2 separate regions of the Homo sapiens genome follow, and region 2 is linked to region 1. The links are chromatin loops, found by intact Hi-C in ENCODE. Cell type or tissue: B cell. All regions are shown on one strand. Links, peaks and the distances in the headings refer to the core of each region. The heading gives the core; the rest is flanking DNA.

Evidence for each region. Hi-C counts contacts between places; a loop is a spot of excess contacts. Peaks named below come from ENCODE experiments on the same cell type or tissue, not always from the same donor. Only the 100,000 strongest peaks of a DNase experiment are listed, where the experiment ranks them.
Region 2: it touches region 1 in a loop (29-fold over the local background); 2 of 110 quality-filtered maps call a loop at or near these places.

Annotation. Positions count from the first base shown.
Region 1 is chrX:71,251,505-71,256,814 of GRCh38, forward strand. It overlaps ZMYM3 (zinc finger MYM-type containing 3), which reads right to left and starts at 2,636. Exons shown (of 25, transcript NM_201599.3): 1 at 2,525-2,636; 2 at 1,085-1,770; 3 at 54-97. The coding sequence starts at 1,751. It overlaps LOC105373247 (a long non-coding RNA gene), which reads left to right and starts at 3,304. Exons shown (of 4, transcript XR_938434.2): 1 at 3,304-3,496. RefSeq lists silencers at 3,132-3,181, 3,202-3,251. In B cell, for the core only: a CTCF peak has its summit at 1,934; DNase peaks (open chromatin) are centred at 1,957, 2,737, 3,167 and 3,797; H3K4me3 peaks cover 2,174 bases; H3K27ac peaks cover 1,922 bases.
Region 2 is chrX:71,109,985-71,113,984 of GRCh38, forward strand. It overlaps IL2RG (interleukin 2 receptor subunit gamma), which reads right to left and starts at 1,593. Exons shown (of 8, transcript NM_000206.3): 1 at 1,441-1,593; 2 at 913-1,066; 3 at 520-704; 4 at 172-311. The coding sequence starts at 1,555. RefSeq lists enhancers at 1,054-2,253, 1,356-1,745. In B cell, for the core only: no CTCF peak of the experiment used is centred there; DNase peaks (open chromatin) are centred at 1,667 and 2,627; H3K4me3 peaks cover 3,075 bases; H3K27ac peaks cover 4,000 bases.

The DNA of each region.
Region 1 (5,310 bases), core at 253-4,252:
TCCTTCCCAGAGCTAAGGGGGAACCAGACTCCTTCCAATCCCCTCCCCCTCACCCGTTCAGGCGGCTTCTCACTCGCCTTCGCAGTCAGGCCATCTCCTGCAAAGGAAGCAGAAGGCAGCCTAAATGTTGAGCCTGCCCTCACCACCCTCTCCCCGGCCCAACCCCCGCCTCCATTCCTGGGGAAGAACTTACTCAAAACTGAAAGGGAAAACTCGAGTGCCTGTGGCTTCTTGGGGCCCCTCTCAGGGTTACCTCAGGCTCTGTACTAAGGGTGGGGGGGTGCACGTGCAGCTATTCCATGAAAAAAAAAAAATCTATCCTTCCCACCAGCTTTCTGTCCCAATCCTTGGGGGTTAAGGAAACACAGGTAATATACCTTTCATTAAGAATTTATATTTTACCAATGAAAAACACACACAACCACCCAAAGGTAGCAAAAGGAAAAGGAAGCATCAGTGTATGGGTAGCTTCCCCTGGATTCAGGTGGTTATATAAGCCCTAAGACCCTCGTCACAGCCTGATAGAGGCACACCACTAGGCAGAAGAGGGGAGACACTAGAGCCTCTCAAGTCAAGGTTGTCCCTCCCCTATCAGAGACGCAATCCTAGACCCTGCATTTCTATCGCTCTGCTGAAATCCTTATGCTGTTAGGGGCTCCAGAACCTAGTTACCATTCATCAAACCCAGAAATCCCACTCCCATCTAGAACCAAAAAGCTGTAAAGGTCTTAGAACCAAGAAGCCTGGTGTACTCCCCCAAATCCTGAAGGAAGGACTCTGGCACCAAAAGCCCACTGGGGTAGGAAAAAGGGAACCCTTCCCACCAAATTCACTCCTCCCAACCTACGCTCCCTGAAACCTTACCCCATTCCTCCCCCACAGCCTGTGCCCACCCCTACTTTCCTTAATCTTCCTCTACACACCACCCCACTCCTCCCTCGTAAACCCCAAGTCCTTCCCCACACACATCCCTACACTTATCTCTCCACCCTCCTCCTCCCCACTACTTCCCAAAGCACATAGCCACCCCTCCTTACCACCACCCTCTCCCAGCCCTGATTCTCCAGATAATTAGGCAACCTACCTGGCAAGGAAGGATGTGCAGGGGGGCTAGAGCCCCCAGGTTTGGTCTGAGAACTGTTGATTCCATCCCCCAGAGTCTCTCCCACTGAAGGGCTAGGCGGGGCATTTGGGCTCTGTGGCTGCCCTTGGGGAAGCTCCTCCTCCTGCCCAGGGGAGCCCCTTCTTGCAGTAGCTATGGAGGTGGTCTCCTCCTCTTCAATATGTGGGGACTGCAGTGTTATTGGAGAATCTGGAGCCAAAGGCTCTAGTAGCCCCTCAGGTGAACAGGAATTTGCCCCAGCCCCTGGATCAGGTGGTACCACCTCAGGGGTCTGGCCCCCTGGTCCAGGCTCTAGGGTCTGATCTCCTGCATCCCATGCCAGGGTTCCCTCAGGACCGTGGTCCACCTCCGGGGGAGAGGGGGCTTTATAGAGCAGCCCCCCCAGCCCCAGCAACTCAGTGGCTCCATCCAGGACTCCAGGGTCTTTTTCCAGGCCAGCAGGGGTATCAAGCAGGTCCAGGGCTCCCGAGGATGGAGAAGGGCCAGGGGGGGCCCATCCTCGAGTTGGGGCAGTCTGGGATTCCAGTAGATCCTCTCCAAATTCCATGTCTACTGGTAGGTCTCCAGCCAGGGGCTTCTCTGGCAGGGTCAATGGGTCAAATGGACTGGGGAAATCACTGGGGTCCATGAGTATGGCTGGATATGTACTGCAGATTAGGAGTAGAAGAGGGGGCAGTAGAGGTGGTCTTAGCCTGAATTCCTTCTTATATAGGCTCTGAGACACACCCCATCATCCACTTGGATTTCTCATGAGCAGCCCCCACCACCACAATCTACAAGCATTTCCGAAGGCTTTAGTCCTAATGACCACTCCCCCCAATACAGCGCCCCCAGTGGGGAGAGGCGTTCCCCGCCCTGGCCCCGTGCCCACACTGGCCAGGCAGTCGGTCGTTCTACCCGCCCACCCCCCTACTCGACTGCAACTCCCATTCCCTTCCCCCCTTACCTTTTACCCCCCGCAACTCAGGCTGAACGCCCCCTTAGAGTCTCCTAAGGCCGTCGCCACCAGGAGCCTTTCCCGCCCCCGCGATCTCAGTTTCTATTCCCTCCCCACTCTGCAGGAGCCCCCCAGCTCCCCAGTCTTTACCCACCCTGTCTGGCCCCACCCCCCCTCCCCGCGTTGCTAGGTCCTCCCTCGGCCCTTCCCCCGCCCCCACAAACTGCCCTTCGCAACCCCTTCCCCCCAGTTACCTTTCAGGTCGCCCACTTCCTCAGCCCCGTCCCCCTTTCCCATTGCTCCTCCAGTCCTCCCTTCTCCTGTTGCCCACCCCCAACCTCAGGCATTTACAGGAAGACATTTTGGAGCTACGATCTCTCCTTAGACCCCCCCACCACCGCCTCCCGGCTACTGCAAGATCCCGCTTGCAGGTTCGGTTCGGCTTGAGCAGGCCCGACCCCTACCTGCGGCAGGGTTAGTGCAAAGGCTACAAGCCTAGAACTGCAGACAGCGACGGCCCCGCGCTCCTTCTCTACCTCCCTCCCTAGCAGCCGGGACAGGGGTCGCGGCCCCTTTAAATGGCAGCGCCGCTCGCAGCGCCCAGCGCTCTGCACCAGGCGGGCGGGCGGTGCCAGCAACCAACCCCATTGGCTGGCTCGAGGAGGGGGCTCGCGAGACAGCGCCGGCCCCCGGCGCGAGACTCCCAGTCCAGTGGCCGCCTGGAAATTGCGGAGTGGAATGCAGCCACTAGAGACGGCGCCTGAGCCCCCGCCCGGGGCCCCGTTAGTTGAGAAGGAAAAGATAGCCTCTGGAGCTTTGAAGCCGGCCCCCCGGGAAAGGCGGCGTCCCCTTTCCACCCAAGGGCCGAGTGCGCTCACCCACAAAAAACACAGATCTACGCACCTGCTCCCCTTACCTGGCTCAAGAGTCTGGCCCCCGTCACACCCTGCTCGCCCTACCTCCTGGAGCCCACTCTACCCGTGATCCCCTCCTCTCATTCAAATGGTTCCCGGTCCCCTCCCCCTCCCCGTGTCTCTCTTAGCTTCCCACTCGTGTTCACCCCCTCGGCGTCCGCCCCCCTCAATAGTCCCTACCTACGCCATGCAGCAGGCGCCTGCCAAGATTACCCTCCCCCATCCCCACCTCTCCGGGTCCCGCCCCCTGGGCGACTGTTGGGGTAGTGAGTGACAGCGGAGGACGGGGGGAGGCAGGGACCCAGCCCTCACGTGCCCCTCCTTCCCTTGTCTGCAGCCACGGGGCCCCCAAAACAGTCTGAGAGTCAGAGTTATGGGGTATCTGAAGCTTGATCCCCAGCCACACAGGTCGGGTTAAATGGCTCTGGCTCAGTGGCAACGCCTGTGCAGTAACCGTTACTGCTTGATGACCCCCAAACCAGGTCCTGCAAAGCTACCCCCTACTCTCTCAACAGTCTTAGGGTAAGTTCTGGGATCTTCTCCCTGAGTCTTCCTGCAGGAGCTCCCTGTATTATCTATGGAGTTTTCCTCCCTCACCAGGGCTGATCTCTCTCTCTCTCTCTCTCTCTCTCTCTCTCTCTCTCTCTCTCTCTCTCTCTCTCTCTCTCTCTGTATCTCTCTCTCTCTTTCTCCTCCAGCCCCCTTTCTGTCCTTGTCTGTCTCTCTCTTCTCGCTCTCTCTCTCTCTCTCCCCCTATCTCTTTTTGTCTCCTTCTCTGCCTCTCTGCTTCTCGTGCGCACGAGCACGCAGGCGCGCTACACGCTCCCCCCTCCTGGATGGTCCTTAGCATGTGGGTGTGGCTGAGGTTAGGCTAGAGAAGTGGAGTAGGGGTAGGTGGCACTAGCGTTAAGCCTACTGCCTTTAAAAAATTGTGCCAGCATCCATTCTCAGTCCGCATTATATTAATAGTTAGAGCACTTTACAATCCCCGCTCCCCACTTCCCACCACAGCCCCTAAGGGCTGAGAGCATTTAGTAGCCGAACTACTAGAGGAGGCTCAGGCTGGAAGGAAGTCTCCTTAGGAACAGGAAGGTTTGGTATCCAGTGCCTATTCTAGCCTGCCTCGTTGACTTCTGGCCTCTCCTCCTGGCCACACAAAGCCTCTCCTGCTCTTGTAGTCCTCGGGAGTTTACCCTCCCTTTTCTCATTCCTTTTCCCAGAAACCTTATCCTTGCTAGCTCCCCACATGGCCTTGAGGTTATCTTTGCTCCCTCCTACATACAGAGATAAAAGCCAGAGTTTCTTACTTTTAGATTTCCCAAATCCAGCTTTCTCTTTGTCTTAACCAGCATTCTGTGTACCCATCTCCTACCTCCTGTTTATTTCTATTCCTGGACCTCCCCTTTGCATTTTCTGCTTGTTCCATCTCAGTTGAGCCACCTAGTTTTTTCTGTATTGCCTGCCTTCCTCAACATATACTTGAATCCTTGGCTGCTCTGCTTGTGGAGGTGCCTGGTCACTATCTTTCAAGTTGAGGGGAGCTGATCTAACGGGGTTAAGTGGTGTGTTATTAATTCTAGACGCAGTGTGGTGGCCTAAGAATGGGTTCTGGAGTCAGACCAGATTTCTAATATCAGTTCTGCCTACTTTTTAGCCAGGTGACTTTGGACAAGTGACTTGTCAAGTGAAGGGCCTTAGTTTTCTCCTCTTTAAAACAGATAAGGAAACAATCTAAATGCCCAATAATAGGGGATTTTGGTTATGCAACAGACGTAGTCATTAACAACCACATTTTAAGTCTGGCGCAGTGACTCACGCCTGTAATCCTGGCACTTTGGGATGCCAAGACGGTTGGATCCTTTGAGCCCGGGAGTTCCAAACCAGCCTGAGCAACATGGTGAAACCCCTTCTCTACAAAAAATACAAAAAATTAGCAAGGTGTGCTGGTGTGCACCTGTAGTCCCAGCTACTCAGGAGGCGGAGGTGTGAGGATCACTTGAGCTGGGAGGCAGAAATTGCAGCGAGCTCAGATGGCGCCACTGCACTCCAGCCCGGGGCGACAGACGAGGGCTCTGTCTCAAACCAAACAAAACAAAACCCCACATTAAAAAAACAAAAACAAAAAACAACTAATGGCAGACAGCACAGAGGATTTTTACGGTAGCGAAAATACTCTCATGATACTGTAATAGTGGATACTTGTAAGTATACATTTGTTCAAAGATACAGAATGTAAACACCAAGGGTGAACTAACTCTAATGTAAACCGCAGGCTTTGGTTAGTAATGATGTGTTAATGTAGGTTCATCGATTTTAACAAATTTACCACTCTGATA
Region 2 (4,000 bases), core at 1-4,000, 140 kb before region 1:
CTGGAGAAAATAGGGGGGAAAGGAGTTGGAGGAGGGAGGGTAGGGGGTGAGCAGAGAAGCTGGGAGGCAGAGAACAGGAGCTTGATATTAGGTCCTTCTATCTGTCTGGTTGAATCCTTTAGCCCTACTTTCTTGGCCTTAGCTGCTACATTCACGTCCCTAGTCACTCACAGTCCAGCTGTGGTCCCAGTCAGTCCGGTACTGCACCAAGTGCTCCAAACAGTGGTTCAAGAATCTGTTGTTCCAGTTCAGTTCTAGCTGGGATTCACTCAGTTTGTGAAGTGTTAGGTTCTCTGGAGCCCAGGGGATCACTGGAGATATGTGTGCATATGTGGTCATTCCCCTGGCCTAGACAAGTCAGGATCCTGAAGGTAGTGCCCCTAATACCTCCTCCCTTCCCATCATGATCCCCTACCTCCTCTTTTCTGCCCATGTACCCTTATGATAAAAGAACACTACTCTGTAGACTCCAATGTCCCACAGTATCCCTGGTCTCTTGACCCTTTCTTTCCAAATTACCCAGATTCTGCAGTTTTAGCATCTGTGTGGCCTGTCTCCTGGGTTCCCGTGGGTCCTGGAGCTGAACAACAAATGTTTGGTAGAGGTGGATCTCCTTTTTTTGCAACTGACAGCCAGAAGTGATTTCTTCAGAGAATAGATAGTGGCTGCACTTCTGGACTTTATCATTATCCGAGTTCTTGTACCTAGAGGAGAAAGGTTGGAAGGAAGAGGAACAGTGGGGCCAATCTGGGTACTGCAGATATCCAGAGCCTAGCCTCATCTCCCCTCAACCGACTTATGACTTACCCCAGGAGAAAACAGTGGGGTACCTGGGAGACTTGCTACCCTCTCTCTTGGTCTCTGATCCAACCCACCTCTTCTTCATCCCCTCCCCCTCGTCCCTTCTCATACCAATAATGCAGAGTGAGGTTGGTAGGCTGGGGCTCAGAGCTGCTGTTCCAAGTGCAATTCATGTACTCGACATTGAACACAAAACACTGAACCTCTGGGAGGGGCAGAGTGGAAACACTGAGGGAGTCAGTGGGCATAGTGGTCAGGAAGAAATCTAGATTGGGGAGAAAATGAAGGCAGGGAGGGAAAGAGAAATGATGGTCAGAAGGAGGAGGCCAAGCACGGTGGCTCATGTCTGTAATCCTGGTGCTTTGAAAGGCTGAGGCAGGAGGATCACTAGAGGCCAGGAGTTTGAGACCAGCCTAGGCAACATAGTGAGACCCTGCCTCAAAAGAAAGAAAGAAACAAACAAACAAGAAAGAAAGAAGAAGTAGCGTGAGGCAGGGAACCCTCCCCCTTGCCCTTCCCACTCCACTTTTCAATTCTGCCCACATGATTGTAATGGCCAGTGGCAGGCACCAGATCTCTGTACGGCCCCTTCCCACAGCCACCCTTCTCACCAGCCCCCTCCAGTCCCAGATTTCCCACCAGCTGTGGTGTCTTCATTCCCATTGGGCGTCAGAATTGTCGTGTTCAGCCCCACTCCCAGCAGGGGCAGCTGCAGGAATAAGAGGGATGTGAATGGTAATGATGGCTTCAACATGGCGCTTGCTCTTCATTCCCTGGGTGTAGTCTGTCTGTGTCAGGAACCTGGGTCCCTCACCCACTACCCCTCCCCACCCACACGTTTCCTCTGTCATAGCTTCCGGTGGAAAGAACCTTATAAACCAGGGCTTTACAGAGGGTGTGGCAAATATGTGCTGTGTGACACGGGCTAAGTCCTCTAGGAGATTAGGTGCTGCTGTAAGGTGGTAAACAGAAACTAAAGCTGGATATACAATAGTGTCACAGACTCAAAAATCCTCAGCCCACCTAGATCCTGGGAAGGATCTGTTCACTACCACTAGCACCATTCTCAACCACCTTCTCCTCTAAATCATTACCTTCTATAATGGAAGTTCTGAACCCCCACCCCCGACATCACCGTTCTATGCCATGCCTCTTCCTTGACTTGGTCACCCTTAAATCTCTGTCAAAGCTCTACTGTTTTGGGAGGATGGAAAATACCGTCTTGGCTCCTGTGGGCACATATACAGCTGTCTTTCCTCTGATCTAATCCAAACCAGAATACCCACCCTTAGCTGCTGCCTGAGCTGGGTCCCTGTTGAGACTGGCGAGGAAGTGTGACTTATAATACAAAAATATTCTAGAAATGGAGGAACAACAATACTAGCTTCAAGCTTCCCATCTTCCCCCAACTCTGCTTCTCTTCCTGCCTTCCCCACCTCAGTCAATGGTATCGTCACCCTCTCAGTCACCCAGACTTGAAACCTCAGAATCAGCTTCAATTTCTCCCCCTCTCTCACCCAGAGAATATAACCCACTCTGCTTCTGTGGTGTTTCTCCCAACGGTTTCCTCCTTTCCATTACCACAGCCACTCTGCTAAATCAGTCTTTCATTAGCTCTAGTCATGATTCTATCTAGACTCCATCAACTGGCCTCCCTTTCTAAAGGCCCTCTGCTCTCTAATCCATTCTTCATCCTGTTGCCAGTTTTACCTTCCCCGAAAACACAGAGGTGATTGGAGAAGCCACTTACAGAAACTATTTATTCAGCAAACATTTATTACGTTTTTAATATGTGCCAGGCACTGTGCTTATGTTCTGGAAATAGACCAACAAGACATCCTCATATTTCTAGACACTCACAGAAAAGTGGGGAAGACATAAACAAGTAATACAACATAGTGTAACAAGTCCTATAGCATAAATGTAGAGATACTACAAAGTATGTGAGCACAGAAGAGGAAGTAACTAAATTTACCAAGATGGAGAGGGGGATAGTTTAGTGAAGGCTGTGCTGAAGAGGTGCTATTTCAGTGGCATCTTAAAGAATGAGTGTAATTTTACCAGACAGAAAGTGGTGTAGGATATTAAGCAAAGAAAAACAGCACTTGCCTGGGAGTCTCAGGAAAACTGGACTATATGGCCCAGCTTAGTATTTAGTATGTATCTTTAGTATGTATTAGTTTGCTAGGGCTGCCATAAGTTATCCCCAAACTGAGTGGCTTAAACCAACAGAAATTTATTCTCTCGGCTGGGTGCAGTGACTCACGCCTGCAATCCCAGCACTTTGGGAGGCCAAGGCAGGTGGATTGCTTGAGGAGTTCGAGACCAGCCTGGCCAACCTGGTGAAACCCCGTCTCTACTAAAAATACAAAAATTAGCCAGACATGGTGGCAACACCTGTAATCCCAGCTACTCGGGAGGCTGAAACATGAGAATCGCTTGAATCTAGGAGGCAGAGGTTGCAGTGAGCCAAAATTGCGCCACTGCACTCTAGCCTGTGCAACAGAGTGAGACTCCATCTCAAATAAATAAATAAATAAATAAATAAAAATTTTTTAAAAAGGAAAAAAAGGCATTTATTTTCTCACAGTTCTGGAGCCCAGAAGTCCGAAATCAGTGTGGCCAGGGTTGGTCCCTTCTGGAGGCGCTGAGGAAGAAGTTGTTCCATGCCTCTCTTCTAGCTTCTGGTGGCTGCCGTCGATCCTTGGTGCTCCTTGGCTTGTAGACACATCATTCCAATCTCTGCCTCCATCTTTGCATTACCTCTTCTTCTTCTCTGCATCTCCTTTATCCTTCTCTTCTCTTACAGGGACACCTGTCATTGGATTTATGGCCCACCCTAATCCAGGGTGTTCTCTCCTAGGAGCTTTGCCTTAATTACAGCTGCTAAAAGCCTTTTGTCAAAGAAGGTGACATCCACAGGTTCCAAGTGAACATATCTTTTTGGAGGCCACATTCAACCCACTACAGAGGGCATTCTCCAATTTAAAAGTCTTCAAAAGCTACTCATGGCCTTCAGAATAAAGCCCAAGCTCCAATGATCAATTCCAGCCACACTGGATATGTCATACGCATTTCCTTTCTCTGGAATTAGCCTCTTCCTAACTTTCTGTAGGCTAAAATCCTTCAGAAGGCAAAACCCCATCTCTACAAAAATACAAAAATTAGCCACGTTTGGTAGCACTCACCTGTAGTCCCA